Linked DNA regions of Homo sapiens: all the other regions are linked to region 6. A link is a loop called in an ENCODE intact Hi-C map of the cell type or tissue named here. Cell type or tissue: heart right ventricle. All regions are shown on one strand. Each heading gives the region's core, and the rest is flanking DNA. Links, peaks and the distances in the headings are about the cores only.

Evidence for each region. Peaks named below come from ENCODE experiments on the same cell type or tissue, not always from the same donor. Only the 100,000 strongest peaks of a DNase experiment are listed, where the experiment ranks them.
Region 1: it touches region 6 in a loop (3-fold over the local background); 29 of 110 quality-filtered maps call a loop at or near these places.
Region 2: a loop joins it to region 6, with 2.1 times the contacts of the local background. A loop is called at or near these places in 8 of 110 quality-filtered maps.
Region 3: a loop joins it to region 6, with 3 times the contacts of the local background. A loop is called at or near these places in 31 of 110 quality-filtered maps.
Region 4: a loop joins it to region 6, with 2.6 times the contacts of the local background. A loop is called at or near these places in 23 of 110 quality-filtered maps.
Region 5: a loop joins it to region 6, with 4 times the contacts of the local background. A loop is called at or near these places in 27 of 110 quality-filtered maps.
Region 7: a loop joins it to region 6, with 10 times the contacts of the local background. A loop is called at or near these places in 19 of 110 quality-filtered maps.

The regions. Positions count from the first base shown.
Region 1 is chr12:93,827,178-93,831,721 of GRCh38, reverse strand. All of the region lies in intron 2 of CRADD (CARD and death domain containing adaptor protein), which reads right to left. It also overlaps the pseudogene RN7SL630P. Among named protein-coding and RNA genes, the nearest start is that of CRADD-AS1, 92 kb to the right of the region's middle. In heart right ventricle, for the core only: a CTCF peak has its summit at 2,453 (motif pointing right); a DNase peak (open chromatin) is centred at 2,417; H3K27ac peaks cover 2,438 bases.
Region 2 is chr12:93,977,652-93,982,195 of GRCh38, reverse strand. All of the region lies in intron 2 of LOC105369912 (a long non-coding RNA gene), which reads left to right. Among named protein-coding and RNA genes, the nearest start is that of PLXNC1, 170 kb to the left of the region's middle. RefSeq lists a silencer at 2,669-2,963. In heart right ventricle, for the core only: a CTCF peak has its summit at 2,806 (motif pointing right); no DNase peak of the experiment used is centred there.
Region 3 is chr12:93,776,240-93,780,783 of GRCh38, reverse strand. The region is part of intron 2 of CRADD (CARD and death domain containing adaptor protein); the gene reads right to left. Among named protein-coding and RNA genes, the nearest start is that of CRADD-AS1, 41 kb to the right of the region's middle. In heart right ventricle, for the core only: no CTCF peak of the experiment used is centred there; DNase peaks (open chromatin) are centred at 2,409 and 3,463; H3K27ac peaks cover 4,000 bases.
Region 4 is chr12:94,083,092-94,087,635 of GRCh38, reverse strand. No RefSeq gene overlaps it. Among named protein-coding and RNA genes, the nearest start is that of PLXNC1, 63 kb to the left of the region's middle. In heart right ventricle, for the core only: no CTCF peak of the experiment used is centred there; no DNase peak of the experiment used is centred there.
Region 5 is chr12:93,812,181-93,816,724 of GRCh38, reverse strand. The region is part of intron 2 of CRADD (CARD and death domain containing adaptor protein); the gene reads right to left. Among named protein-coding and RNA genes, the nearest start is that of CRADD-AS1, 77 kb to the right of the region's middle. In heart right ventricle, for the core only: a CTCF peak has its summit at 2,690; DNase peaks (open chromatin) are centred at 2,134 and 2,414; H3K4me3 peaks cover 1,802 bases; H3K27ac peaks cover 3,726 bases.
Region 6 is chr12:93,892,085-93,896,628 of GRCh38, reverse strand. It overlaps LOC105369911 (a long non-coding RNA gene), which reads left to right. Exons shown (of 3, transcript NR_135017.1): 3 at 1,264-1,664. It also overlaps a transcript of CRADD not described here. Among named protein-coding and RNA genes, the nearest start is that of CRADD-AS1, 160 kb to the right of the region's middle. In heart right ventricle, for the core only: CTCF peaks have their summits at 1,699 and 1,927; DNase peaks (open chromatin) are centred at 1,798, 2,389, 3,640 and 3,818; H3K4me3 peaks cover 1,087 bases; H3K27ac peaks cover 4,000 bases.
Region 7 is chr12:94,073,549-94,078,092 of GRCh38, reverse strand. No RefSeq gene overlaps it. Among named protein-coding and RNA genes, the nearest start is that of PLXNC1, 73 kb to the left of the region's middle. In heart right ventricle, for the core only: a CTCF peak has its summit at 2,586 (motif pointing right); DNase peaks (open chromatin) are centred at 2,642, 3,312 and 3,602; H3K4me3 peaks cover 777 bases; H3K27ac peaks cover 2,637 bases.

The DNA of each region.
Region 1 (4,544 bases), core at 303-4,302, 65 kb after region 6:
GCATATACCGCAGTGAACTAAGAGTTAAAGGAAGATGAGAGCTGTATCTTTCTTGTTCACAGCTAGCCCCTAGCACAATGTCTGGTAGGAAGCAGATCCCAAGAAGTATCGTTTAAGAGAGTAATTTAAAACACTTGTGGAGCAGTTGCATTTTGGGTAGCAGCTGCATTCCCCGTGCAGCTGCACATAATGCAAAACTAACCTGACGAAGCACAGGAGGTGCTGCCATGCAGATTCACAGATGGGAATCCCATTTGGCTTTGAAATTGTGTGATTCTTGATATGTTTTTAATTTTCTAGGATTTGCAATATTTCAAATAAAAAAAATTATTAAAAAATTTCATTCTTCAGAGACATGGTCTTGCTATGTTGCCCAGGCCAGAGTGCAGTGGCTGTTCACAGGTACAATCCCACTACTGATCAGCACAGGAGTTTTGACCTGCTCCTTTTCTGGCCTGGGGTGGTCCACTCCTCCTTAGGCAACCTGGTGGACCCTGCTCCCAGGAGGTCACCATATTGATGCCGAACTTAGTGCAGACACCCATCTGCATAGTGCACTACAGCCCAGAAGTCCTAGACTCAGGTGACCCTCCTGCCTCAGCCTCCTGATTAGCTGGGACTCCAGGCACAGGTTAATGTGCCTGGCAATGTTTCAAATTTTGTGCCTAAAGTGAGAATTCAGTGAAGAATTTTATTAGTGAATTCAAATATGCCCAATCTCACATAAAATACAATGGCACCCTGAAGACAGACATATTGATTTAGCAAATATTAATTGAGGCCTGCTATATTGCCAAGTACATTTTAGGTGCTAACGATACAGAAATGGGCAAATTTAGCTATTTCTGTAAATTGTTTGGAGATTGTCTAAAGCATCTCTGTGAAACTTAGGCTTCAACACGACCTTTTCTAGACCAACTCACTTATTTCAATGAAGGAGATAAAGTCAAGAGAATTAAAGTCACTTGCTTAGTCTCATGATTACTGTGGAGCTCAGTCAGTAATAGAGTGATTTGCAGATGATTATCCTAGCAAGTATTCAGTACCTACTTAGTTCAGTACCTACTTAGTGTTGCAAATAAGCAGGTGAAGGGGCATATTTATAAAGGACTGCAGAAATAACATAGGCTTATCCTTAATAAATATTCTTTTAATCTCCTTGTTAACATTCTCAAAATCAAACAGTTTTCCAGATTCTGTTTTTATATATGTTTAACCAAAATTTTCTTTTAAAAGTTTCCTTTAAAAGAAGCAGGTGCATGTGTGTGTGAGAGAGACTGAAAAAAAGTTTAACAAAACAAAAAATACTTACCTTCACTACCTGCTACCTTCTTTTATTTTAAATTGATTTCATGTTCCACTAACAGGTAGCAAGGTTTGACCAACACTGTTCTAGAGCAGATTCAGCTGGCTAATTCTTACTCTACATTCAATAATTAGCTCACATGTCATCTCTTCGAAGAAGCTTTCTGGGAGCCTTCCAAGCGTAAATCAGCCATCCTCTTCTTGGAGGGCCTGAAATAAGTGACAGCGAAGATTCGAGGAAGGGGCAGATTCAGGTGAGAGTAGGTGGTGGCACTGGGATGCCTCTCTCTGCCACGCCTGAGCTCCACATTGAAGCAGGAGCCTCTAGAACCCGTGGCAGGCTCTCCCCACCACTGGTCAATTTCCTGTGCACCCAGCATTTCCTGGCACATCAGGAGTGCTCCATAAGCAACTGTTGAAATAACCGCCGGGCGTGGTGGCTGATGCCTGTAATCCTAGCACTTTGGGAGGCCGAGGTGGGCGGATTGCCTGAGGTCAGGAGTTCAGGACCACCCTGCCAACATGGTGAAAACCCCTCTCTACTAAAATACAAAAAATCAGCCAGGTGTGGTGGCGGGCACCTGTAATCCCAGCTACTCAGGAGCCTGAGGCATGAGAATTGCTTGAACCTGGGAGGCAGACATTGCAGTGAGCCAAGATCATGCCATTGCACTCCAGCCTGGGTGACACAGCGAGGCTCCATCTCAAACAACAACAACAACAACAAAAAACCAAAACTTTAGGGAGCTGATGAAAGAGCTGACCCTAAAAGCAAATAAAAGAGCCCATCCATCAGAGGCTGCACAGTGGTAGCAATGGACTGAATTTGGCCCGTAGATGTGTTTCATTTGGCCTGTCCAGTTCAAAAAACTACAGAAAGAGCATTTAAAAATTGAGAGGTTTCACAAAATTCCAGATTTGTAGCTTTGCTTGTCAGCTCACCAGAGCCATCCTCATCCTGGCTACCCCCAGCATCCACTCTCCTACCACGCATGAGAAAGCCCAGTCACTGAGCTGATCTCCCGGGTCCAGGAACTTGCAAGCCTTATAGGGGTTTGATTTCTGCCTCCTGTACCAGATAATGGTAGAAAATCCTACACAGCATAATAGTCTAAAGCTTGGTGGATGAGCCTCCAGCCAGCTGGGGGAAGGAGAGCATAACAAAACAGACTCTTTTCACTCAAGGCAGCACAAACCCTCCCATGTGTCTGTGGTCTTTTCCCAGGGGTAAAAGACTGCCTGAGATAACTGTCTTTCCTCTCTCTGGAATGACATTGAAAAAAAAAAAAAAGGTGAAATCATAGGAAATAAGGACCAGAATTAGAACATTTTATTTTTCCTTGTATCCTTTGGCATCAAATAACACTATTTTTCACAGATGGGTTTTCAATAAACTTCGGAGCAAGGCTGTGGAAAATTTTTTAAATGCTGTATGGGTCTTAAAATGCCAGTTGTTCACATATAAAAATGTGTTTCCTCCCATGAACACATCCCCCTGGAAAGCTCAATCACTCCCGATCAAAATGACTTCCAATCAAAATCCAAACATATTTTTAAAAATAGAAATTGACAAGCTGATTCTAAAATTTATAAAGAAATGTGAAGACCTTAGAAGAGCCAAAATAATTTTGAAAAAGAATGCAGCTGGAATAATTACACTCCCTGATTTTAAGACATCCTAAAGCTATAGAAATTGACAGTGGGTATTAGTGAAAAGGTAGACAAATAGATCAATAAAACAGGAGAAAGTTCAGAAATAGATTTACACCCATGTGGAAACCTTTTGACAAAGGTGCAAAGGCAGTTCAATGGAGAAAGGATAGTTTCTTCAACAAGTGATGCTAAAACAACTGACTCTCCATACGCACAAGCACACATGTGCATACACACATGCAGACATACACAAGAATTTAAGGCATACCCCATATCATACACAAAAATTAATTCAACATGGATCATAGACCCAAATGGAAAACCTAAAACTATGGAACGTCTGGAAGAAAACATAGATGAATTATTTGCTTAGCTTAGGCAAAGACTTCTTTAAAATGGCACCATACTAAAAGCATGATCCATAAAAGAATAAATTGATAAGCTGGATGTCATCAAAATTTAAAACTTCTGCTATTTGAAAGACACTGTTTAGAAAATTAAAAGACAAACCACTGACTAGGAAAAAATATTTGCAAATCATATCTTGTAAAGGACTTGTATACATATATATATACAAATAATTCTCAAAGCTTAACAAAAATAACCCAATTTTTTAAATGGGCAAAGATTTGGACAGACACTTCAGCTAAGAAGATACATGGATGGCAAATAAATACTTAAAAAGACACTCAACATCACTCACTAGAGAAATGTAAATTAAAATCACAATGCAATACCACTCTACTCAAATTAGAATGCTTGCCAGTCACAGAAAGACAAATACTACATGATTCCACTTATTTGAGGTATCTAATATAGTCAAACTCATAGAAACGGAGAATAGTGGTTGCCAGGAGGGAACCACTACTGGGGGAAGGGGGAAATGAGGAGTTGCTGTTCAACAGGTATGCTTTCATTTATGCAAGATGAGTAATTTCTAGGGATCTGTAACATTGTACCTATACTTAACAATACTGTATTGTGTAGATCTCATGTTAAGTGTTCTTACCACAATAAAATTGGTTAAAATAAAGAAGACTGAAGACAATGTTGGCATAGATATGGAAGAAACGGAACTCTCATACACTGCTGATAGAATCATAAAATGGGACAAACACTTTGGAAAATGATTTGGTAGTCACTTAACACGTTAAACATACATCTACCATATAGTCTAGCCATTTCACTTCTAGGTGTTTAATAAAGAGAAAAGAAAGCCCATGTCCATGCAAAGACTTGTAAATGAATGTTCCCGGCAGCTTTATTTGTAATAGCCGACGAAACAAATGTCTGTCGACAAGTGAATGCATAAACAAACTATGGCATATCTGCAAAATGAAATACTGTCCTACATTAAAAAGGGACAAAGTATTAATATGCACTTCAACATGGACAAATCTAAAAATAATTATGCGGAGTGCAAGTTGCCAGACAAAAGAGAATGCTGTAGAACTCCATTTATGTGAAATTCTAGGAAATGAAACCAACACATAATGACAGAAGGCAGATCCGTGTTTGCCTGGAGATGGGGGTGATGGGAAGAAGGAATTATAGAGGGACATGAGAAAACTTTTAGGAGTGTTGGA
Region 2 (4,544 bases), core at 365-4,364, 85 kb before region 6:
TTTGACCAAGGACAGCTGTAAACAACTCTGTGAGCAGAACCCAGACATTTAAGGGGAAAAGAAAACCAGAATAAAGAATGTGTGGTTTATTTGAGGAAATAGACCCTGCATATATTGATAAACAAGGTTTGAAACACACAAAAAGCGTTCAGAGATAGAGCACTGTCAAAAGCCTAACTTTTGGAAAAAATTTTATAGGCTAAGGGTGATAAACAAGATCTATCTTCCATGCCAATTCTAATCGGTTGGTAGTGCCAACTGTGGGAAAGGATTCTAAAGCTTCATCTGCATTGAGCTGGAAAGAGTATCTTGATCAATTAGTGAAATGACCTTGAGCAAGGCAACATGCATTTGCTTATTGCTACCACTGCTGTGACAAATGGCCCACCCTTTAGAAATTTTTAAGTAGGAGAGTTTTTAAAAATGAGATCATTATTTTAAGGAGATTAATTTGTCTCTGCACAGGATGATTGAGAGGAGGACAAGATGTTTCCAGAGACACAAGTTAAAAGGCTCTTATTGTCTTGTTAAATGACAAAATGGCTAAACACAGCACCCAAAAGATGGGGAAAAAGATGACATAAGCTAGAGGAGCACTGTTCTCTGGGGAGTGAGGCTGAACTAATGTCAGTAGGAATTAGCTGGACCTGGGAAGGATGTCGCAGTGGCAGAAGCAGTGATTTCTTATACCTCCTGACAGGGGGCTAAGAAGGAAGAATGTTGGTTCCCCATCCCCAGTCCAATGCCAAATAGGCATCGGTATTGAGAGCAGCAGAAAACTATGTCCCATGCCACTTGCCAGAGGGGAGAGCTATCCTCTATCCTTTCCTGCTAAGCCCCCAGCAGGTGGAAGATGACCAGTGTGGACTCTGGGTTGGGGCTGGCAAAACCAAAGACTGATGAGTGTCTGTATCTGGATGTCGATCATTGTGAATATAGGAAGAAACGGATGGATAAAAATATTTTAGGAGGTAAAATAGAATTGATTAAAAGAATAAAATAAATAGGATTTTGTGAGTAACTAAAAAAGAATTAGGAAAAGTAGAAGTGACTCTACAGTTTCAGATATGGGAAAATGCGGAATGTAAGAGATTTACAGAGGAAGTTGAAGTGTGGCAGAGACTGCTAATTTTCTTTAATATCTGTCTTCTCTTTTCCCATAGAACCAGAACTGCAGACTTTTAGCTGAGCATATTACTTCTCAGAATAAAGATTGCATTTCCAGTCTTCCTTTCGGCTCAGTGCCTGTGTGTAAGTTCTTGCCTATAGGATATAAATAGAAGCAACATATGCAAGTTCAGGGTTGCGCCTTCCTCCTCCCTTTTTCCCCTTTCCACTGCCAAGGAGGCTTATGAAATGATGCTGCTGAGCCATCTTGAACCATATGGGCAAAAGCAACTCTCTAGAGATGGAACAGCAAGATCAAAGGATCCTGGTCACTGATGCTGCCATAGGAGCCCAGGACTGCTTACACGTGGGCTGTTACAGAGGTGTGGGCATCAGAGAGATCCTCTCTCTGTGCCAATTCTCTATTATCACAAGTCTTAGTTACAGCCTCACCTATATCCTAATTTCTACCAGGAGTGACTTTTATAAGAAAGGTATTAAAAAATTACATTAGGGCCAGGTGCAGTGGCTCATGCCTATAATCCCAGCACTTTGGGAGGCCAAGGCGGGTGGATCATGAGGTCAAGAGATCGAGAGCATCCTGGCCAACATGGTGAAACCCCATCTCTACTAAAAATATAAAAATTAGCTTGGCATGGTGGCACACACCTGTAGTTCCAGCTACTCGGGAGGCTGAGGCAGGAGAATCACTTGAACCCAGGAGGCGGAGGTTGCAGTGAGCTGAGATTGCGCCACTGCACTCTAGCCTGGCGACAGAGCAAGACTCCGTCTCAGAAAAAAAAAAAAAAAAAGGCCAGGTGCGGTGGCTCACGCCTGTAATCCCAGCACTCTGGGAGGCCGAGGCGGATGGAGCACGCGGTCACGAGATCGAGACCAGCCTGACCAACATGGTGAAACCCGTCTCTACTAAAAATACAAAAATTAGCTGGGCGTGGTGGCACGTGCCTGTAATCCCAGCTACTCGGGAGGCTGAGGCAGGAGAATTGCTTGAACCCAGGAAGTGGAGGTTGCAGTGAGCTGAGATCGCACCACTGCACTCCAGCCTGACAGGAGAATTGCTTGAACCCGGGAAGTGGAGGTTGCAGTGAGCTGAGATCGCACCACTGCACTCCAGCCTGGTGACGGAGCGAGACTCCATCTCAAAAAAAAAAAAAAAAAAAAAAAAATTATGTTGCATCTTCACCTATAACCTAAATTCTACCAGAAGTGTCTTTTATAAGAAAGATGTTACAAAATTACATGCCAGGGCCAGGTGTGGTAGCACCCATTATGTTCCCAGCTACTCAGGAGGCTGAAGCAGGAGGATCTCTTGAGCCCAGAAGTTAGAGGCTGCAGTAAGCTATGATTACACCACTGCACTCCAGCCTGGGTGACAGAGTAAGACTCCATCTCTAAAATAAATAAATAAAAATTACATGCCAGGATAATCAGGCATTTTGCAATGAGATGATTGAACTGCTCTATGTAATCCTCTCAGTAATCAGAAAAATGGAGGGGATGCTGGAAAACTAGAGACAACCAAAAGTAAGGAAGAAGTTTTTTTTTTTTCCTTTTTTTTTAGAGAAAGCAGGTGGGTCCTGACAATGAGAGATTGGTAAGCATGGAGGTGACCTGAGCCAGGTCGTAGACCAGAAAGATTCATGAGCATTTGGAACAAGAGATGGCAACCAGCAGGAGGCAACATAAGCTCAGAAAGACCAAATACAATTTTTTGTTTTGATTGTGACTGCAGACAGGTAAATCAAGATATGTCTGTGCACATAACATATCTGAATTTCCACCAGGCATTTAACAAAGTCTTTCTGAATTTGTTTCTGGAGAAAATGGAGGAGTCTGTAGTAGATGATAGCCTTGTTGGATGGATGCGTGTGTAACTGAGTGGATCTGCATCCACATGGGAGGAAAGTACTGGTAAGACAAAGTGCCAAAGAGGCCCCGCACTCAATCTCCATTAATACAAGTCTAGAGTGCATGGCAAGGAGAGAATTGGACTGATATACCCACCCAGCTGGAATCTATGTCCCATTCATAGTGCCTTGAAAAGAGACATTGACAGATTGCTACTTATCCAGAAGAGGGCAATCGGGGTAAATTAGAAATTAAAGAACTGATAAAGAATGGAAGGTATTTAGCCTGAAGACCTGAAGCCTTGGGAGGAGGGCTGGATGATGGCGACAGTCTTCAAGTATCTTCAGAATTATTCCTTTAGAATGTTCTATGTGGTTCCATTGGCTGCATGTTTTCCCCAAGGCTATAATATGAGTCAGTGGCAGACTGGAATTGGAACTTGGGTTTCAGAAGTGCTGGTTCTTGCAACATAGTGTTCCACTCCAGGCCCCTCCTGATAACAGGCTACTTGAGCATGATGTTTTGTTTCTGGCTTTTGGGTGATTTATGTTTTTGTGTGAATGCATTTTAGGCTCTGTTCAGAAGGCAAAGAGGGTTGGAAGAAGCTGAAGGTTAGAGACACATGTTTCCCACCTCCCCACTTCCTCCTGGGTCTCCTCTTCTCTTTCCTCTTGTGCTCCCTTCTCACCCACCCCCTCCACCCACAATGAATCCCCAATTTCTCTCACTTCATTATCTCAGCATCGTATTAGAAGAAAGAGCCGGGCGCGGTGGCTCACGCCTGTAATCCCAGCACTTTGGGAGGCCAAGGTGGGCGGATCACCTGAGGTCAGGAATTCAAGACCAGCCGGGCCAACATGGAGAAACCCCATCTGTACTAAAAATAAAAAAATTAGCTGGGTGTGGTGGCACATGCCTGTAATCCCAGCCACTTGGGATGATGAGGTAGGAGAATTGCTTGAACCCAGGAAGTGAAGGTTGCTGTGAGCTGAGATCACGCCACTGCACTCCAGCCTGGGCAACAAGAGCAAAACTCTGTCTCAAAAAAAAAAAAAAAAAACAAAAAAGAAGAAGAAGAAATATAACTAAACTAATTAAGAGGTGGTTTGGTAGTGGGTAAAAGAGCTCTAAAGTCTAGATTTGGGGTCAGATAACCTTGGTTTATAGTCTCTCTCTCTCTCTCACCAACTAACTGGGTGAATTTGGACCCAGTATTTAGTTTCTCTGAGCTCCAGTTTCTTCAAATAAGGGGATTTAAAATTCCTTTCTGGTTCTACAATTCTATGATAAAATATCAATTCAAGTGAATTCACATTTTTCAAGGGAAAATCCCCAAGTCCGTACCTGCAAGACCCTCTGGTCACCAGAGGTTCATATGCTATCCTCTGCCATGCACAGAGCTCTCCAGCCTCTTCTCTTCTCATTGTCTGGGTCCTCTTCTCCCATCTCCATCTGTCTAAATGTCATCATCATCCTCCAAGTTCAATGTAGAGATCTTCTCTGAAGTCCAAGAGCACTTGCTGTCTACAGCTTGACTAGTTGGACAAGGCCATGTCTTTTGGAGCAGG
Region 3 (4,544 bases), core at 201-4,200, 120 kb after region 6:
GGGCAACAGAAGGAAGAGACTCTGTCTCAAAAAAAAAAAAAAGGTAATCAAGAACGTCTTTATGTGTTGTTTATCATTTTGATATTCCATTTTCCTTGTTTCACAGCAATTACACACTGTGGCTCTTCAATAACATCTACTGGCATGTGTTTGTTTATGTGCCTTACAATATAATTTAAACCAAAAAAATGCAATCCTGTTGAAAACACTAGATGTGACAGGCATGGGAATCAGGGAGTCCAGTGAAAAGAGCCAGGCTTTGAAGTTAGTCAGACCTTGATCTGAATCCCAGCCCATCATTTACCGACTGTGTAACTTCAGGTTTGTCATTAAATCTTCCTGTGCCTCGGTTTTCTCATCTGTAAATGGGATTGATAACAGTAATATCTACCGCGCACGCCTGCCAGTAAGTACTTTAAAAAGCAACTAAATTCTCTTTTACAGTACTCAGTCCTGAATAGAAACTCAGGAAATTGTAGTCACAACTATTATTATCATTATCTATCGTGCATGCTTCAGTTTATCCTTAACTATGTTTATGTTACACATTCCAGTTTGAACATCATTGTCTTTAATAGAGAAAGAGAAGCCAAATAGTTGAGTAGGTCTGTTTTTCGTCATATTTTAACATTATTCCATCTGCCCCAAGCAACGAGCTTAGCCTTTACTTGTTTTTCTTGTTATGAACATAGCTTTAAAGAGAGCTTTCTTGTTGTCTTTAACATTCTCTTCAGCTTCAGCTCAGTATGAACTTGTGCTTTGCAGATATTTTCTTACCGGTTTACGCCACTCTTCTGAATTTGTCCCTGATCATGTGCTTGTCTTTCAATCTTCTATACATGTTCTCTTAATATCCAAGCCCATCAAAAATTCCTTGATCTTAAAATGGTTCCTGGGCCAGGCGCGGTGGCTCATGCCTGTAATCCCAGCACTTTGGGAGACTAAGGCGGGCAGATCACCTGAGGTCAGGAGTTCGAGACCAGCCTGGCCAACATGGTGAAACTCTCTCTACCAAAAAATACAAAAATTAGCCAGACATGGTGGTGGGCACCTGTAGTCCCAGCTACTCCAGAGGCTAAGCCAGGAGAATCGCTTGAACCCAGGAGGTGGAGGTTGCAGTGGGCCGAGATTGCACCACTGCACTCCAGCCTGGGTGACAGAGTGAGACTCTGTCTCAAAAAAAAAAAAAAAAGGTTCTTTCTTTTTCCTCATTCCCTCAAAAGATGATTTTGCTGTCAGAAACTTTCTTTTTATTTCTCTATTTCCTTTCTTCTTTTTATTTTTTTGTACTCTTTTCAAGTCTCTATATGTTGAAAAATCCCTCTATATATTGAAAAATCTATGTTTTTTTCCTTTGAAATATATTTTCCTAAAATCACCACTACTATTTGGTTATGTCCAACTTTTCTTTCTTTTGAAGTTACCAAACAATACTATCATGGTTACTCCCGCCCAAGGTTTTAGTCAATTCTACTTCAATAAAAAATTTTTCTAGATAGTTAGAACTAAGTTCAGGGTAGTATTTCCATCTCATTGCCTCCTCAATCTGTGGTTTAAAAAATAGAAAGGCTTTTCTGGATTGAAACATCTATGTTTCTATGGAATGAAACATTGATCAGACATTGGGTAGAATTAAAGTCCTCATCAATGACTACATCTTGGCTGTGGCGATTTTGATATTTAGCTGAACCTAAGTATGTGTAGTATCAGAATCCAGCAAAATAAAACTCTTTTTCACTTGTCTATACTAACCTATAATCGTTGTTCAGGCATAACGCTTTGGCTCCACTGACAAGAGAACAGGCTGTGTTTTGAAGTTAAATCATGGCAGTTCACAGTCACAATTTCTAAAGGGGCTGGCAAAGGATAAAATCTTATACCCTCAACTCAGTAAGTGGTGGAAACATCTTGCTCTTACATTGTTGAGTTCTCCTGTGAATTCATTGCTACTTCCAGAATCCTAACACAAGAACACAAAAAGAAATTCTAATACAGGCAATAACTAATTATCTTTAAAATGTATTTAGGAGAAACAAACTGAAACCAAAAAAAAAAAAAAACCAACCAAAAAAAAACACCCTGTGTGGCTATGAATAGTGAGTTAAGATTTGGCTAACAGACAAAAATAAACAGCAACTTAGATTGTCTTGCAGTTTAACCTGTCAACATTTTATTCTTCACGTACTGAATGAGAGGAAATTGCATGAGAGAAAGATTGTATTTCAAGAAATCAGCTAAGCATACCAAAGTTTTCCCAAAGGCCTTGACATTGACATAAACAAAGTAAAATCTCTAAGTCTAATAAGTATGGCTAAGCTTAGTTACTCCCTACTCAGCTCCAGGCCTTAGGCTAAGAATAGCAATAAATATAAAAATATCCACCAGTTGTCATTCAACTCGTGCGCATGTGCCAGAATCCCTTGCTTCCTTTCCCTCGCGCTCTGAATCATCAACCAAATTTTCTCTCCCTGCTAAAAGTTTTTTAACAATTCAAAATAAAATCAGTGGAAAAGTTATTTCTTGGAAAGGTTTAAAAGTGGGTGAGATTCCTGTTTATGTCCTAATCACGCACAAAGACTAGTTGTTTAATAACCATGGTATTTTCAAAAATGAAGTTTTTAGAGAATAAAGCATATCCAGGATAGTTAATCAAACACAGTGACAAAGAAAAGGACTTCTGTTTGGTCCAAATTTATTCTGCTATTAGGTCAATACTGAACCACACATGGACTGTCTTGGGCTTCTATACCAAACTGCTGGTAAACAAGCAGTAGCCACCCAAAAATCTTCAAAATGGAACCATGGAGACCTCTGTCCTTTCTGAAGCTGAAAACCTTGTACCTGAAAATAACTAAGAAGATTCGGAGGTCATGGTTTGATTTAATGTATGGAGGTCATGGTTTGATTTAATGTATGCCACGGAGCCACGATGATGGGGAATGAGAAGCAAAGAGCAAGTTCAAACAGCCGCAAGCACCAGGAAAAACGGGCTTTGGTGAAAAAGTGTGTTGATTTCCCTTTAACTTTCCGAGTATACCGTGAGATTAACCCTCATTCCGTTGAGCTAAATTTTATCCATCAGCACAACTCAGAGGTCACTTAAAATCATAACTTCCTTTTAAACATTCTTATGATATTTACTAGCAAACACATTCCAAAAGAACAGTCACTTCCACTATATAGAAAGAGCTTAATTGCTAAATTTAAAACTGACTACACTTATTCACAAATGAGGGCCTCATCTTCGTTGGTGACCCCTAGGTCTTCCTTCTCTTTTCCTTGACTCAGCAGCTGAGCTCAGCTTCCTCTCTCTGACCTTCCTTTTCCAAATGCTGGAGCACAGCAGGCATTTCTAGGTCAGCAAAGGAAACTATTACTGCCTTCCAGGAGAACAGTATCTTCTGTGTATTCGAAGGACTGAACAAGAACAACGAGTAAGAAATTCAGTGTACTAACCTCAGTTCTGACCCTGCCTAGGGCATGGCATCAACTGCCTCTTGTCTCTATTCTGTTAGGGGAAAAAACTCCACCATCCACCCCTAGAGCTGATTGTCATCAGCCACCTGAATACCTGGCTCAGCATAGCCTGGCAGAACACCTTCCCCCACCTTGCCTGGCTCGCTGGCTATGGCACTGTCTTCCTGCCCAACCCACAGGCCCGTGAGAATGACCATATCCTCATCCTTTCCATCCTATACCATGCATTCTGCCACCACTTATTTTTTAAATAGTTTTAATGACATAAAATTCACATATTGTAAAATTCACCCATTTAAAGTATGCAATTCAGTGGTTTTTAATATATTCAGAGTTGTGCAACCATCACCACAATCTAATTTTAGAACATTCCCATCATGCCAGAAAGAAACCCTTTACGTATCAGGAGTCATTTCCCAAATCATCCCCACCTCCCGCTCTAAGCAACCACTATCTTCTTTCTGTCTCTATGGATTTGCCTACATGGATATTTCACATAAGTATGCATGGTATCTTATGACTGGCTTACTTCACTTAGCAGCATGCTTTCAAAGGTTATCCACACTGTAGTCTTTATTACTGAATAATACTCCATTGTATGTATATGCCCCATTTTGTTTATCCATTCAGTACTGGATGAACAGTGGGCTGTTTCCACTGTTTGGCTGCTATAAATAATGCTGCTATGCACAAGTTTTTGTGTGAACCTGTGTTTCTGTTTCTCTTGGCCGCCACTTACTTTTAGTACCCACTCTGCTCTTTGTCTCCTCTTCTCTGGCTTCAAGTCCTCTTTAAAAAGAAAAAGCCTTAGGAAACAGGCATTCACATACCCTGCGGATACAATGAAAATGGTACTGCCTTTCTGGAGGACAATTCCCCAATATCTATCAAAATTTTAAATACACACAGTCTTCAAAAAAATTTTAAATACACACACTCTTCAACCTAGAAATTCCATTGCAAGTCCCCTACAAATAACCCCTTTACAAGTTTGCAGATCGCTATAAGGATGTTCTCTGCAACACAGTGCATAATAAATGCAGACATTAAGAAAATAAATTTAAATA
Region 4 (4,544 bases), core at 255-4,254, 190 kb before region 6:
AGTGGGGAATATCTATATCTAATGAAATATACATATATAATTATTTCAAGATATTATTTGCCTTTTTTACTGCATAGTCATTTGCACTGATGTTGGAAAAGCGATGGCGGGAAAAACTGCTGGTGGCTCAGCACAAATCCTGACACCAAACTGTAGTCACTGTATTCCTCACAACCACAGAATACAAGAAAGCATTTTACTGAGATGCCCTTGGTGCAGTAAAAGTTAATTTTGTTACATCTCAACCCTTGATTTGGAAAGTACACATAAAGCATTTCTTTCTTTCTTTCTGTTTTTTTTTTTTTGAGATGGAGTCTCACTCTGTCACCCAGGCTGGAGTGTAGTGGTGCGATCTTGGCTCACTGTGACCTCCACCTCCCAGGTTCAGGCGATTCTCCTGCATCAGCCTCCCAAGTAGCTGGGACTACAGGTGTGCACCACCATGCCCAGCTAATTTTTGTATTTTTAGTAGAGACAGGGTTTCACCATGTTGGCCAGGATGGTCTCGATCTCCTGACCTTATGATCCGCCCACCTCGGCCTCCCAAAGTGCTGGGATTACAGGCGTGAGCCACCACGCCTGGCCCACATAAAGCATTTCTCCTGCATAGGCTATGATGGTTGTCTTGCAGAAAAGCACTTATGCGATTGTTTGAGTTGCCAGCTAAATTAGCTGTTTGGTTTTTTTTCACAGAACATTATTTTTGCTTGAAATAAAAACTGACAGACAAATTATAGTTATTCAAGTTTGGGTATTTGATAGAAATGGTCTCAGAAAATGAAATGAGTTTTTCCAGTGAAGGAAAACAATATGACAATATGAGTTAATCGTGTCAAGGAAGATAATATTTGATGCCAATGATAAAATTCAAGCTTTCAAAGGAAATTAGAATGAAATTGGTGGTGATATTTTGGAAGGTGATATTTTTATATTATATATTGAAATGTGTCAACATCTGGAAGGTCTGCACAACTCATTAAAACAATATTTTCCAAATGACCAGTGCATAATGTTACAAAATTTGAAAAAGTAATTGAGTATGAAACATTCATTGATGTTTTCAGATTTCATATGGCAATTTACCTTTTTTTTTTTTTTTTTTTTTTTTTTGGAGAGGGAGTTTCCCTCTTGTTGCCCAGGCTGGAGTGCAATGGCACAATCTCAGCTCACCACAACATCCGCCTCCTGGTTCCAAGCAATTCTCCTGCCTCAGCCTCCTGAGTAGCTGGGATTACAGCCATGTGCCACCACACCCAGCTAATTTTGTATTTTTAGTAGAGATGGGGTTTCTCCATGTTGGTCAGGCTAGTCTCAAACTCCTGACCTCAGGTAATCTGCCCACCTTGGCCTCCCAAAGTGCTGGGATTACAGGTGTGAGCCACCGTGCCCAGCTGGCAATTTTCCTTTAAGAAACTACAACTTGTCAAGTTTTGGTATAATCTACAGCAGAATCTTCACCATGATCTGAAAAGGCTGTTAATATACTCTTCCCTTTCCAATTACTCATCTGTGTGTAGTGGAACAAAAAACTAGAGAAACAGAACCAATTCTATATATATAGTCATCTCTTGGTATCTGTGTGGGATTGGTTCCAGGATCTCCCTTGGATACCAAAATCTGCAGTTGCTCAAGTCCCTGATATAAAATGGCATAGTATTTGCCATCTTCCCTATGCACATCCTCCTGTATACTTTAAATCATCTTTGGATTACTTATAATACCTAATACAATGTAAATGCTACATAAATAGTTGTTTTATTTAGGGAATAAGGACAGGAAACAAAAGTCTATACATGTTCAGTACAGATGCATTTTTTTCTCAAATATTTTTGATCTGTGGTTGGTTGAATCCATGGATGCAGAATCCATGGACATAGACGGCCAGCTGTATATATATACGTGCATATATGAAGAGATTTAGTATAGGAATTGGCTCATGCAGTTATGGAGGCCAAGGAGTCCCATGATCTGCAAGTTAGAGAACCAGGGAAGTTGGTGGTGTAATTCAGCCCAAAGCTGAAGACCTGAGAATGAAGGGCAATGGTGCCAGTCCCTGATGTGGTTTGGCTGTGTCCCCACCCAAATCTCATGTTGAATTGTAATTCCCAGTGTTGGAGGAAGGGCCTGGTGTGAGGTGATTGAATGATGGAGGCACACTCTCCACTTGCTGTTCTCAAGATAGTGAGTGAATTCTCACGCAATCTGGTTGTTTAAAAGTGTGTAGCACCTCCCGCTTTGCTCTCTTCCTCCTTCTCTGGCCGTGTAAGACGTGCCTGCTTCCCTTTCCCCTTCTGCCATGATTGTAAGTTTTCTGAGGCTTCCCCAGCTATGCTTCCTGTATAGCTTGTGGAACTGTCAGTCAATTAAGCCTCCTTTCTTTATAAATTACCCCGTCTTAGGTCTTTATAGCAAGATGAGAATGGACTAATAAAGTTTCAGTCCAAATCTGAAAGCCCAAGAACCAGAAGGGCCAATGTCTTAGGGCAGAAGATGGATGTCTCAGCCCAATCAGGAGAGTGGATTTACCTTTCCTCCCCAATTTGTTCTGCTGGATCATGCCCACCCACGTTGGGGAGGGCCATCTGCTTTATTCAGTTCACCAATGCAAATGTTAGTCCCTTCTGGAAACACCCTCACAGACACACACAGAATCGTATTTTACCAGTTATCTGGGCATCCGTAAGCCCAGGCAAGTTTGACATATAAAATTAACCATCTCAGCATCTCAGAGGTCATACTGGGTCAGGGTGGACCCTAAACCCAATGACTAACGTCTTTTTTTTTTTTTTGAGACAAAGTCTCACTCTTGTCCCCCAGGCTGGAGTGCAATGGTGCAATCTCAGCTCACTGCAACATCCACCTCCTGGGTTCAAGCAATTCTCCTGCCTCAGCCTCCCAAGTAGCTGGGATTACAGGCGCTTGCTACCATGCCTGGCTAATTTTTGTATTTTTAGTAGAGACAGGGTTTCACCATGTTGGCTAGGCTCGTATCGAACTCCTGACCTCAGGTGATCCACCTGCCTCAACCTCCCATCGTGCTGGGATTACAGGCATGAGCCACTGCACCTGGCCAACTGATGTCTTTATAAGAGACAGAGAGTAGGATACAGAAACGTGGAGCCACAAGGAAGAAGACTATGTGAAGATAAAGGCAGAGATTGGAGTGATGCAACTACAAATTGAGGAATGCCAAAGGTGGCTAGGAGCCAGCAGAAACCAGGGGGAGACAAAGTAGGGTCCTCCCTGAGAGACTTGGAAGGGAGCATGGCCTTGCTGACCCCTTGATTTCAGAATTCTAGCCCTCAGAACTGTGAGAGAATGAATTTCCATCGTTTTAAGTTAACTGGTTTGTAGTACTTGGTTATGGAAGCCCCAGGAAATGAATAGAGGGTTCAACAGATAATCTTCATGGTAATTAAGGTTAGGAAAATAAGTTTCCTGAGAATCTAAAACAAGAGAAAAAAACACTTCCTGCCCTTGAGTCCAAGCCTAAAATGCTTTCACAAAGTAAAATAAGCAGCTATTTTCTATGCCTAATTTGGAAAGAATGAGAAGTTCCAGGAAGCTTTCCAGTGGGAAGCTGGTTCTCGTCCCTGTTAGCTATTGGGCATCTTCACAATCTAGGCCTGTAGTTTTCTCAAATGTTATATAAGGTGGTTGGACCAGATGAGCTATAAGATGCCATTTAGTTCTAAGCCTACATTGCTCTTATTGGCCTATTTATAGTGAGGGGAAAATTTTCTGGATAGAAGAGAAAGGTTTAGTGTTTGAATGGCTTGCAAAATACTATGGATTTTCTTCTTTAGAACTATTTGTGAACAGGATCAATCTGATAGCTGCAGACTGATAAATCAACTATATGCTCTGTAATACTTCTTTAAAACAGGGGTAGTCAAATTCAAATGCCTCTGGGAACCAGACAGTAACTTAAGTGAGTCCAGCAGACTGGCTGTAATAAAACAGGAAGTAGTAGGGACTATGGCAAAGATTATGTGTTGGGCTGTTTTGGCATCGATATAAAGAAATACCTGAGATTGGGTAATTGATAAAGAAAAGAGGTTTAATTGACTTATGGTTCTGCAGACTGTACAGGAAGTATGGTGCTGGCATCTGCACAGCTTCTGGGGTGGCCTCAGGTGGCTTTCAATCATGGCAGAGGGCAAAGTGGGAGCAGACACATCACATAGCAAGAGCAAAAGAGGGAGTGATAGGGAGGTGCCACACACTTGCATAACCAGATCTCACAAGAACTCACTATTGTGAGGACAGCACCAAGCCATGAGGGATGTGCCCCCATGACCCAAACACTCAAACACCTACCACCAGGCCCCACCTCCAACGTGGGCCCCACCTCCAACATGAGATTTGGACGGGACATCTAAACTATATCAGATTACATGTGATAAAATAGGGAGTGGTGGAGACTGTGGCAAACTCGAATGCTCTTATGGCTTTACTTGGAAGTGATCATTGCTCAGCTTTGGTCAGTTCCTGCCAAACAGCAGTGGGGGTGTATTAGCCCATTTTCACACTCCTATAAAGAA
Region 5 (4,544 bases), core at 321-4,320, 80 kb after region 6:
TAGAAACAGAAGAACTGCTGAAAGCCATTGCACTAGAGCCGCACTACCCAATATGGCAGCCACTAGACATGTGTGGCTACTGAGCACTTGAAATGATCTGTGTCTGAATTGAAGTGTGCTCTAAATGTGAAGTGCACACCAGATTTTGAAGGCTTAGTATAAAAGAAGCATAAAATATCTCATTAATAATTGTTTTCTGGCAGGGTATGGTGGCTCACGCCTGTAATTCCAGCACTTTGGGAGGCTGAGGCAGGCAGATGACTTGAGGTCAGGAGTTTGAGACCAGCCTGACGAACATGGTGAAACCCTGCCTCTACCAAAAATCCAAAAAAAAAAAAAAATTAGCCAGGCATCACGGCACACGCCTGTAATCCCAGCTACTTGGGAGGCTGAGGCAGGAGAATTGCTTGAACCACAGAGGCGGAGGCTGCAGTGAGCTGAGATCGCACCACTGCACTCCAGCCTGGGCGACAGAGCAAGACTCCATCTCAAAAAATAAGTAAATAAGTAAATAAATAAATAAAATTAAGCCTTTAAAAAATAATAATCTATTCCTTTCATGTTGAAATAATAATACTTTGAATATACTGGGTTAAATAAAATATATCATTCAAATTAATGTTACATATTCTTTTTACTTTTTAAAATGTAGCTACTTCCAAATGTAAACCACATATGTGGCTCCAATTGGTGGCTTGCATGATATTTCTATTAGATAGCCCTACTCTAGAATCAGCTTTCTGTGTTCTTTCTGTTTCACCATTACCACTACTATCCTCATGGTTTATCCTTATTCTTCACAGGAGTGAGCAGTGACACCAGGGCAAGCTAACTAGCTATTCCTGGGCCTTTGTAATCCTGGAAAAGAAAGGAGAGAATAAACTAAAATCATATTCTTTTGCTTGGTAGTTTCATTCTCCCCTCCCAATGATCACAGCAATTTCTGAATGCAATACAATGCATGAAAGACTGAATGGGCTTCAGTTTACTCACCAGTAAAAATGAAGGCATTTGGCTAAATAATCTCACAGGCTCACAAAATTTAAAAGCTAAGAGACTTTAGGATTACCTGGCCCAGAAGTTTTCAACCCAATCAAATAAAACACACTTTTTATAACAAACATTTTATAGTACTCTACTAATCTGGTATAAAATCCATAGATCATATAACCTGCCCATGTTTTTAAATTAATATAACATGAAAACTGTAATACAAAGGAGAAATGAAAAGAAAATAGCTTACAGAAAATGTTGTGTATTTCAGTATGTGGATACTCTGCTTGATTGCACTAAAGGACAAGGGAGGCTCAGATTCTTGTACCTGTAGAATAACCACGAATGTGATATCACAATGCAGACAGATATAGGTGTGTTGCTTAGTGACTCAAACATCATTAGTGTTTGCTATAATTTGATTTTTTGGAGATTATTAATAACTCTTGGTAAAGTTCTGAGCAAAATAAAGTACAATCTTACCTCTATTTATACACAGTCCTGGAAAATTCAGTGTATATTTTCAGATGTGAAAAATACTATATGTTTATATAGAAAACATAGTCGGATTCCTTGAATGTCCGGCGGGACATGAAAGTCATGCCAGATATGGGCCAGGTGGTCGCTTTGTGGGATTGCCCAGAGCATTGTTTAGCAGTTCTGCACCTGCCCATCCAATGTCACCAGCACCCCACCCCCAATCATTGTGACATCTAAAAAGCTACCTTCACAGATTGCTACCAGCACCCAAGGGGGTGATTCCAACCTCTGCAGAGAATCTCTTTCAAACACTGCATAATTTGAGCAAAATGTGGGGCAAAATCATACAAAAAATTGATATTAGATCTAGGAATGGTAATTTTTTTTAAGAAAACATTGTACATATACATGATCACATAGGTTTCACAATTTATGTGGCTGGTTTCACGCATCCTTGTTGGCTCTGTCTCATTTCCAGTTATGAAAATGACTTGTCTTCTGAGATGCTTTGCTTGTGTCCTTACTTGACAAAGGAGGCCTGGAGGCTCAGAGAGTTGGTGGCAGGCGAAGCTGGAGAATGCAGGCCTCGTGACTGCCAGTTCTGTGCTCTCAGGCTAGCTTCCTCTGGCACTCTCCAAAGTTTGTAGGACGTCACAGCAGCAGTTGTGCTAGTTGCAACACTTCTGATTCTAACTGCAGTGTTTACTTTCAGACCCTCGGCCTTTGCTGCTTACATAGGATTCTAGGATTCGTGATGAAGGCAGATTAAATATTTAGATCCCTCGAACAAGTTAAATTACAATCGGGCTGGATTCCCACTGGGTAATCCCACTTGAACCTTGTGTACTCTGGGGGGAACATGAACTTTACTCATTTCATTCAAAACTCGCATGAACAGAGAGTGAAGCTGGCTCCTCTCCACCTCCCCCGCCCCCACAAAAAAACTGCTTATCTCAGAATGAAAAATCCATCCAGTTCCTTGGAGGATTCGCTTTGCCTTGCCCCATAGCGGACATAGTGTGTGTATTCAGCGGGAACAATTTGCTCATGCCAAGAAACTAGATCCTGTTTGAATGACAGTAGTTATGGGAAAACAATATGTCTACAGCCCACACCAAAGCATGGCTTGTACTTTATGGCTGGCATTGTCCCAGAAGAGAATTGGCAGGCAGCTGAGAAACCTCTCATGGCCACTGGACTCGGACAACCATCTCTACTGCCCTCACTTGCCCTTAACTGCCTATACCCCTTAATTTGGACTTTTGGTCTAGGAGCAATATCTTCCAAGTCAATTTCTGCTCTGTGGCACTCTCGGTAGCTGGGGGAAAGGGTGATTCTGGCTGGCCCTGGACTCTTAACTATTCTCAGAGTCTCCAGAAACATCTTTTATTCTTCTTTCTTTCTCTCCTCTTTTTTAAAGCCTATAGACTCTTTCCGTTTCCTCGGCAGCTCTAAGCTCATCCTGCTCCCTCCCCTAGCTTAGCTCCATACCCCCCTCTCAGGACAGTGGTTCCTTAATGTCCACAGAACCCAGGTCAAGCCCATGTCATGACAGCAGGTGTCCCTTGTTGCTGGGACTTGGACCACCGAGGCCCTCTGGGCTTTGAGATAATTTGTCATACACACTCTGATACATGAGCCGGAGAACTCAACCTAAATTAGTTACAGGTGGGACAGAAGAAACAAATGAAACTGGGCATCAAGATTTCTCCAACTGACACATATAATGTGAATGTGAGAGAAAGCATAGGATCACAGATCCGTAAAGGAAAAAGAAAAGGCCATGGAAAGACAGAGGAAGTTTCTGTCCCAACTTTCCCTGATTACTTGAAATTCTGTGTGTCTGAAGTGAGCCAAGAAAAGCTGCCAAGAAAGAAGTTGTGGAAGATAAGGGCACAAATGCAACATTTAGTTTTCAGTGCTTTGTAAAAGCCCAAAGACTATTGCGTGTTCTTGACAACTGCATTACCACGTTAGATTCCAGTTTTTTTGAATTTGGATGTTTTGGGAGTTTTTACATGGCTAGATTCTTAGCATCTAGTGATAAAAGGAAAGGGACTCTGACAATGCAATTTCCAGTTACAAAATAGGTGTTAGTTCTTATTTAATTATACAATCCCTTCTGCTCTATCAGCTATTGGCAAAGTTTTCTGTGCATTGTCTTAATGCTTTGTGATACAATTCTTTTATGATATAACACATATCCCTTAAATTTGTATTTCCTGCCTTTTCTTCCCGCACTAATTTGAACCATACAAAAAATTGATACAAAAGAGGAGAAACTTCATGCAGGACAAATAAGGATATTCTACTGGGGCAATTCTCAATTAAAGTTAGCATTTTACATAACAATACAGGATATGGCAAAATCAACTCAAGATGCGGTATATTGCGATAGCATTATAACTAACCAAGTCCAGACCTGAATTTTACACCAGTTGTAAATCATGGTGAGAAAAATAAATCTCATGCCTGAGCCAGAGTTTGCTTTCCTTGGATTTGGCAACAAACTATTACTAACTTTGCACAAGATAGGCCACAGGGGAGAAAATAACTACATTTCTTTGAAACAATCCCTGGTTATAAAGGGTAGCTAATTCTCATTTAGCAACCAGCTGGATTTTTAAATAATAATATCACCTTTAATGAAAATTGATACATCTAGCCCCAAAAGAAACTATGTCTAAATGACATTCCTGGAACTTAGAATACAATTTTTTTTTTTTTTTGTATTTTTTTAGTAGAGATGGGGTTTTGCCAAGTTGGCCAGGCTGGTCTTGAACTTCTGACCTCAGTTGATCCACCCACCTCGGCCTCCCAAAGTGCTAGGATTATGAATTTTTTTTGAAGTCCACTATTTATTTATGCCAGTTAGTCAGTTAGTTTATACACATTGCCTTGTTTAAGCTTTTTAGAAGACTTACTAACTAAAGTCCATAGCTGACATTAGGGTTCCTTCTTCGTGTACAACACAAAGAAGGGTTTGTCAAATACACAACGACATGTGTCCATCACTACAGTATGTTCTCTAGTATCATTCTATGATTGATAGAGTAATATAGTATTCTAGA
Region 6 (4,544 bases), core at 273-4,272:
GACAGAACAAAGAGCTGCAGATCCAGGAACAGTGGTTAGCCAACTCAACAGCATTTCCCAGGGAGATGGCTCTCTGTGTAACAGTCATAATTTATCAAACATTTTTGGTCCTTCAGAAACATTCCTGTTTTCTTCTCTCTCCTCAGCACTTCCTGTTTCTCTTTCATTTGGAACTTTTTCTCCTTCGCTATGCCCATCTCCTTTTCTTCCTGGTATTTCTCTCGCTTTCCCTCTTCATTGCTAATCTCCTTCTTCTTCTCTTAACTGGTATCGTCTTTCATATGTATTGAATATGTGTCAGTGTTCCCTGTTATCAGTTTAAAAACTAGATCAATTTATACCCCAAATGGAGTGAACAGATTGAACAAAACACCTGATGCCCATTAAATCTGAATTTCAGATAAATAATAATAATATTTGGAATACAATTATACAAAAAATATTATTGCTTACCTGAAATTTAAATTTAACTGGGCATCCTGTATTGTATTCTCACAGCCCTGCCTCCACCTATAGCTCAGTGTGGGCTTCAAATCTTGTTTGTCCTGAGAGTCAGTGGCTCTTGCAAATAAAACCAGGTCCCACGAATTTTTTATGATGAACCTGGTAACTGTCTTACACTTTTTTTTTGAGACAGGGTCTTGCTGTAAACCCAGGCTGGAGTGCAGTGGCACTATCATGGCTCACTGCAGCCTCAGTCTCCTGGGCTCAAGGAATCCTCCCACACAGCCTCCCAAGTAGCTGGGATTATAGGTGTGCACCACCACACCTGGCTAATTTTTAGATTTTTTGTAGAGGTGAGGTTTTGCCATGTTGCCCAGGCTGGTCTTGAACTTTTGGGCTCAAGCAATCCTCTCACTTGGGCCTCCTGAAGTGCTGGGATTACAGGAGTGAGCCACCATGTCCAGCAGTCTCTTATAATTTAAAAAATGTGATCAATCAACATTTCCTGAACACCCCAAATTGCAGAGAGTTTTTGGTCTCTTGCTTTTATGTGACACCTACATCTTCCAGGAGCTTGTTTTTAAAGGCAGCTGGCCTTCTTGAGGCACTCTTAAGCCCTGCCATCACTGTGCCATCCCAGAAATTGGAGAAAGCTCAGGGTGCAGATTCCCAGGGTGGCTGAATTCAAACCGCAATGTCAGGCCCCTGTTAGGGAAGTTAAGGGAAAGTTAATTCTGTGGGAAGTGGGGAGGGGAGGAGTAGAAATTATAAGCTTTTCTTTCAATATGACATCTTTGCCTTGTATTTCCTGTACCTCAGGAATGACCGAAGGATTGGGGAAGAAAATACTCCCCCTGCTGATGCTCCTTTGGTTCTACTTGGGAGTGAAGCTCACAAGAGGAGGGACTGCAATAAACGTTCCCCAGATGATGCAGAGGTCTCTCTCTGCTGACAGTTAATACCTTGCCTCCAAGCCTGAATCGCCTTCCTGTCTGCGGGGTGTCTGAACGAACACAGCAAGATGTGCAGGTCACTGAGTTAGAAGAAGTCGGCAGGGCCTAAGGCCTTCTGCAAGGTGTGACTCTCTCCCTCCATACTGAGAACATTTTGAAGTGACTTCAGAGGCTGCAGGGCTTGGGAAGTCCCATGAGAACCGCTCCCCTTTCCCAAGGCACCGACATGGCCTGTAGCCAGGCATTGCTGTTTCTCAGCAGACTGATCCAGGCCAGGCTTTCTGCTCTCCCTGCTGGAGGACCGCCATCCTTATTGAATGTATTTCCAAGAAAGCAGTTGACGGGCTTGGCTGTGCTATTTCTGGAAATGTTCAATAGGCCATCTTCTGGCAGGGACCGCTGCTGATGGATGGGTCTGAAGGGGAGACCGAGTGCTCAGCGCCATCTCGGCCCCGGCCTATTCCCAGGTGTCTCTGAGCAACAGCCGTCCCCAAATACCACGGGCCGGCAGCTGGCGGGGGCTGTGGGCCTCTGTGGAACTTGCTTCCTCCCTGGCAGGGAAGCTGCCAGCAGGCCTACTGCTAAATGAAGACAGGCGCCCTGTGACTATAAATTACAAAACACATCAGCTCCGGCTGATGCACCGCATGTCCCGCAGTCAGTTCTGCAGGGGACACTTGGCCACTGCCAAAGGGCATTCCAGACAGTGGCTTTAACTCTTGTGGCAGCCACAGGAGAGAGGCCAAGCCTGTTGCTGGGCAGAGGAGCTCTTGGCAACTCCCAGAGGTTGCAATTGCTCTGGACTGCTGAGCTCTGTATAGACCAGGGCTTCTCACCCTCTGCACCATTGACATTTTGGACAACATACTTCTTTGTTAGGGGCCATCTGAGCATTGTAGGTTTAGCAGCATCTCTGTTATCTACTCACTAGATGCCAACATAATCCCCTGCCCCCCGCCCACCCACACACATACACAGAATTGTGACAACCAAAAACGCCTCCAGACATTGTCAAATGTCCCCTGGAAGGCAAAATCGCCCTTGATTGAGAACCACTGGTGTAGAGGAAAGAGGGTAGGGTCTGGGGTGATGGCAGAGAGAGGAAGATGCCAGTTCAGAATCTCCAGGTGAGCTGTGAAGCCAGGCAAGTAACAGAATCCTTTGGCCTCAGTTTCCTCATCTCTAAAATGAGAAGAAAGAGAAGGTCAAATCAAGGGAGTATGGCGATCAGCTGAGCTAATGTGTGTGGTGCACTTTGAGATGTATTTAAGCTCTAGGTCAAACAACGTAGGAATAGATGATCTAGTGCTTATTTTTTTTTTTTTCTTTTTTGAGATGGAGTCTTGCTCTGTCGCCCAGGCTGGAGTGCAGTGGTGTGGTTCACTGCTACCTCTGCCTCCCAGGTTCAGGTGATTCTCCTGCCTCAGCCTCCAGAGTAGCTCGGATTACAGGCACATGCTACCGCGCCTGGCTAATTTTTGTATTGTTAGTAGAGACAGGATTTCATCATGTTGGCCAGGCTGGTCCTGAACTCCTGACCTCAGGTGATCGGCCCATCTCAGCCTCCCAAAGTGTTGGGATTACAGGCATGAGCCACTGCGCCCAGCCTAGTGCTTAAATTTAAAGAACATGGCTCCCTTTGAAGAATTTAGCCGAGTATTTATAAAATTCCCCGTGACTCTTAAATTAAAACAAACAAATGCTTTAGAAAGCTTTTCTCTTTATTTTTTTTCTTCTGACTTCTAACAAGAATAAGTATGCCGTGTCTGCCTGAGGTTAATGTACATGATTTCCCCTAGTCTTCCTTGAAAGAGGCTTCAATTTTTTTTTTTTAAATCAACACCCTAGGAATTGTGTCCGTCCAATGAACAAACAGAAAGTAATGAGGGAAGGGAATGCCCCTCTATTTTATTCACAAAATTAGCATCCTTTTCTTTATAGTTAGTAACAAAAACTGGTAAGGAACCACCACAGCCCTATAGAAAGACACTGTTGCTTTAAATGAGCTTTGCTGTTATATAATTCTCTGGCTGATTTCACCCCTCCAGCTTTCAAGGAACTGTAAAGAAATCTCTAAAGGCTAATATTTCTCCTGTTCACACTGGCAGAAAAACACAAAGGAAACTGGTAACCTGAGCTCCCTGGAAGGTAAAAAAGGAAGAGCCGAGTCCTGGAGGACAGGGCTACATGTGTCCCTTCCCGTCTTGGGGACCTTGTCAAGCACCAGGCGGCTGCAGCCCTTCTTTACAGCACAGCCTGTGTTCTTTCGGAAGAGCCAAGGCCACATTTGCTTTGGGAAACAAGACACTGTGATTAATCAAGGAAAACAAAAACAGCTTCGTTTTCCATAATGGGCCCATGGAAAGGCTTTTCTAGGAAAAACCTTGATCAAGCTGTTCCTTCTATTTCCCTAGTGGCCAACAGGGCTGGAGGGGGAGCACGGGAGAGCAGATGGGGTGAGCAAGAAGGTATCCATGAAAGTTTATTCCCGAATGATCCCTTCCAGAAACAAGGCTTCATTATGTTCACTTGCCCAAAGCACTGAGAGCGCCCACCAGCTAACAGCAAGGGCCCCCCTTCCAAGGCCAGGCATCACTGTCCTGGCACCCAACGTGCCCACCCACTCCTACTAGATCATTCCAGTCAGACAGGGTTCCTTGAAGGGAGATTAGGGGAGTGACACTCCGAACCAAACAAAGGAACAAAGAAGGGTCAGAAAAGGCAGGCAGACTCGGCACTGTGGTAAAACGCTCTCACATGCTTACGTCACAGTTGCAATCACAACGTAATCCTTACACTGGTACAGACAGGCGCAGGGCTGGGATCGGGGTGAGATCAGTGGGGGCACTGCCTGTGGTGCAAAATTTAGGGGCACCAAATAAACGCAATAATCAAATAATATTTTAATGCAATATTTTTAAGTGAAAATTGGTGTCAAAAATCCAGGATGAACAAAATATCAAAATATTGAAATTTAAAATCAAGATCCAGTTTCACAGACATTGGGTGTACCTGCCGATCAGCACACACTTGACTTTGGCTTTGCAGGGCCTCCTTGAAGGAGCTCGGTAAAGCAGCGTGAGCAAAGAAGCCCTGGATTTGGAGACAGAAGAGCAGGGGTCTTTGTGCACAACGTATATCTCCCAC
Region 7 (4,544 bases), core at 266-4,265, 180 kb before region 6:
TCTCTCTTTCCACCATTATGCTGAACACTCCTTATGTGTAGGGAACAGATTTTGTTTATCTTTAGGCCCCAGTTCCTAGAAAAGTTCCTGGTATATAATTGACAGTCAATAAATATTGGCTGAGTGAATACGTGCCTGTATCTGGCTCCTATTTTGGACTTCTTTCTCTTGAAGCTCCTTTAAAAACAAAACTACATAAAACAATAAAAGGACATTAAAAATTACTGTCTTTCTGCCAGGCACGGTGGATCACACCTGTAATCTCAGAACTTTGGGAGGCCAAGGCAGGAGGATCAGTTGAGGCCATGAATTCAAGACCAGCCTGGGTAATATGGTGAGACCCTGTCTGTACAAAGAATAAAAAAATTACCTGGGTGTGGTGGATTGTGTCTTAGTCCCAGCTACTCAGGAGGCTGAAGTGGGAGGATTGCTTGAGCCCAGGAGTTTGAGGCTGCAGTGGGCTATGATTGCGTGACTGCACCCCATCCTGCCTGGGTGACAGAGTGAGAACCTGTCTCAACAACAACAACAAAAATACTGTTCTTCATGAAAAGTATTCTAAGTCGGTGGCTTCCTTCACCTAGCCTCATGTCTTTTTCCAAAATAAAAATAACCCTGCTGGGAATGTTAATAGCTAACTTACCGAGCACTTGACTGTGTGCCAGGCACTTTACTATGCCCTTTGCATGTATAAATCATTTAATCTTCATGACAACCCTACAACTAGGTGTTACCCTTGTCCCTGTTTTACAGGTGAAGAAGCTGAAGAACAGAGTAATTTGCCTAAGGTCATAAGTCTCATACATGGTAGAATGTCCATTAATACTATCAATCCAACCAACACTACATAGATAGAAAACAATGTTTTATTCTTGTGAGAGCTTAAGAACCTGAAATTGTCCAACTGCTCAGAAATTGACTGGCTAGCTGTATTTGGACAGGGGAACTTGTATATTTCTGGGTCCTTTAGGTATTATGATGATTCTAATTCCTTTTCTCTTTCTCTTTGTGAATTCTTACAATAAGGGGCTGAGTTCCTGGGAAGTGGACCCAATAGTGCCAGGAATCTGATAGCATGTTCAGAACCAGCGTGTGCAAACATCCCCCAGAGGCCAGCTGGCTGAGAAATTCTGCTGCCACTGCTCTCTTGCTAATTTATTTTCCATTCACCTTGATCCCTTGTCCTGTAGAAATGTATTTGGGCACAACTAAAAGCCTCTTTCTTCTCACATCTTATTATATTTTTTCCACTTTGTGCCCCACCTGTTTTGACTCAGAGCTGCATGAGGAACCTGGGATTCTCAGGAGATGAGAATCCCAGGTTCCTCTATGGATGAGTGTAATAGTAGCTGTAGTAGTAGTAGGTGTAATAGTGTAATAGTAGGTGCCGTTTATTGAACACTTACTGTGTGCCAGCCACAAGAATTCCTTATAATTATTGAATTTAGTCCTATTGAAGTAGGTATGAGTATCCATTTTAGAGGTGAGGAACCCAAGCCTCAGATGGCTGAAGCGAGCTGCACCACATCTGTATTAGTTCCCCTTGCTGCTGTAACAAATAACACAAATTTAGTGGCTCATAACAATGCAAATTTATTCTTATGATTCTGGAGGTCAGAAGTTCAAAATCAGTCTCAATGGGCTAAAGTCAAGCCTGTGCAGGACTGTTCTTTCTGAAGGATCTAAAGGAGGATGTTTCCTCTCCCTTTTTCAGCTTCTAGAGGCCACTGCATTTTTTGTATTCCTTCCTCACACCATTCCAACCTCCACTTCCATCATCACATCTTCTCTAACTCTGACTCCCCTGCCTCTCTTCGAAGGACCCTTGTGATTATATCTGGGCCATCCAGATAATCTAGGATAATCTCCTCAACTCAAGATCTTTAATGTAATTACATCTGCAAAGTCTCTTTTTCTGTGTAAAGTAATCTATTTATAGGTTCCAAAGGATTGAGACGTGAAGCTCTTTGGGGGACTATTATTCAGCCTACCATACCATAAAGCAGAACTAACATTCCACTAGAAAGCCTACAGCCTTCAAAAGTGATTTTTCTTTAGTGAAGCCCTCTAAACGTATTAAATTCTATTAAATACAAGTCCCAGGTTTGGAAGGGGCCATGTGTTTTGCCTCTATATCTTCTGCAGCTAGAACAGGAATTCTTAGCACTGGCTATATGTTAGAATCACCTGGAGAACTTTTAAAACCTACTTAAGCTAGGATCTACATAAGATCAATTAAAATCAGAATCACTGGAGGTGGGGCTTGAACACTTGGCAGGTTAGAGCATGTCTCCAGGTAGTTCTAATAGGCAGCTAGCTTTGAGACCCATCATGCCAGAGAGAACTGCTGGCAAACGCTTACAACATGCCATGTTCTGGGTCCAAGGAGGAAAAGCTTGGCTATAAAGATGAATGGCAAGAAAATAAACTGGGAAAGCCATTTGTCCCTGGTTTAGTATCCTTGCTTGTGCCATTTCCTAGTTGCATGAGCTAGAGCAAGTTACTTGATTTCTCTGGTCTTTTTTCCATTACTAATAGCTCCCAAAAGTTGTGCAATGACTAACTGAGATCATGAATGAAGAGCCCTTAGCTGAGTGCTGTTAGGTCCCAATAGAGGGCAGTGCAGCCTTTTTTGCATCCCGCCCCCACCCAGCCTTCGGAACAGAGGTTCCTAATAATAGAATTCTCTTGGCTTTAATTTTCCAGCTCAGAGAAGATTAAATTTGCCTCCTTCTTGGTTATGTCTGACTTTCACTTCCTTCTTGGTGTTTTTCTCCACATCTCCCATCTGGGGGTCCTTCCGCACCTTTTAATCATGCTGAGTCTAGGGGGCAGCTGGAAAGACTTCTGATCTTCCAGGCTGCTTTCAGAAGGTCCCAGAATTCCCAGGATGTTACTAGGGTTTCTTGATTGATGTCAAGCAATTAAGCTGTAAACTGCAAAGGGTGACTTTCCTCCCTTAGAAGGAAATCGCTCATGGTATGTGGTTGGGGATGGAGAGCTGAGTTTTCCTTTGGGCTGATACAGTGAGAAGTCTAAAACATGGATGTGGTGGAGAAATGTTTTTAATGGAAAGAGTTCCCAGGGTTGGAAGGAAATGGAAGGAAGCGGCCAAGCTACTTCCTAGTACTGATTTGCTAATGTTGATAGTGCTTGGTGCTTCTTCTAATTCTTTGCTGCCCTCCTTTGCTTCTCCTAGTTCTTGAAGGTATTAGGAAGGGCAAAAGAGATGGAGATGATTCAGCAATTGGAACCGAGCACATTTGGCCCAGCAGGCTGTGCCTCTGACTGTGGGGCCAGGTTAATAGCATTAATGAAAAGCGTTCCCAATTGAGCGAGGGAGCAGGGCTCTGGCAAGGCCACTTTCCATTAGGGACTGCCAAAGCTGATGTCACTGGGAACTTTTCATTTTTCTCTCTCCCTCTAACTTTTTTTAGATGCAGAATGATGGAATAATTCTACTGTCTTGTTTTGCCAAACTTGTTTCTCATCATTCAGGTATATCTGTTTTTCACAAAGTCTATTGTATTACCCAATTCAGTTTTTAAAGATTATTTCTATGTCCCAGCCCACTGCCAACGAGTCAGCAGGCATTTAGCAGACACCCGCTTTGGCTGGGTAGTGAGGTGGAATAACGAAGGGTGCCCAGGCTTGGCGCCTGACGCACAATCATATTGGGAATGTCAGATTCATACGCACAGAATAACGTGGGTAGATGACTGTTAGGAGCGCCCTGAGCAGCGGGAGGTCAGTGAGAACTCTGGTCAGGAAAGACAGCGTGGAGGAGGGGAGCTTTGAGGGAGGGCATTTCAGATGGGGAGACAACATTGGTGGGGGTGGGCAGAGTGAGTCCGGGGGAGTTAGGAAAACAAAAGTAATAATGGCAAAAATAAGAATGTTAACTAGCTGTCCATGCAGGTACCTTGGGCCCCAGATATATAGATCACCTCAGCACAAGCACATGCTCCACACTTTTCTCAAGGTTTCTGTGTCTCCCAGGTGAGGGAGTGTTGCTTTTCTAAAATCACCCCGGGCTCCAGGCTCAGGCTTTTGCACGCCGCATCTCTGTTCCAACTCATTCTAGGGGCCAGAGAAATGTCTGATGATCATGGCATCCAAGTATGGCCTCTTTGCCGATAGCACTTGGTTCTCTCTCTCTCTCTCTCTCTCTGTCTCTCTCTCTCTCTCTCTCAAGATCCTTGGGAGAAATCTCTGGTCATTTCACAATAGACCACAGGATCAGAGAAGAAAAGGAGTCGTGTTTTTTAAGAAACAAATCTCCAAGTGCTGCTGGTCGTTCTTGGAAATCCCCTGCCCTCTTCCTCTGCCACATGCTCAATTTATTCCAAATGGTTCTGGAGCATCTATGTATCTATAAAGCTTACTGTACTTTTAAATGGATGGAGAAATGCCCAGCTGAAAACTTCGGGAGTGGATGACCAGCTGGTGGGCCTATTATCTGGGCTAAAGAGATTGCAGGCTGAGGATATGGAAACCCCCACTGCCCATCTGGCTTGTGGAAGCATCTGAGTCCTGCTGAGTCA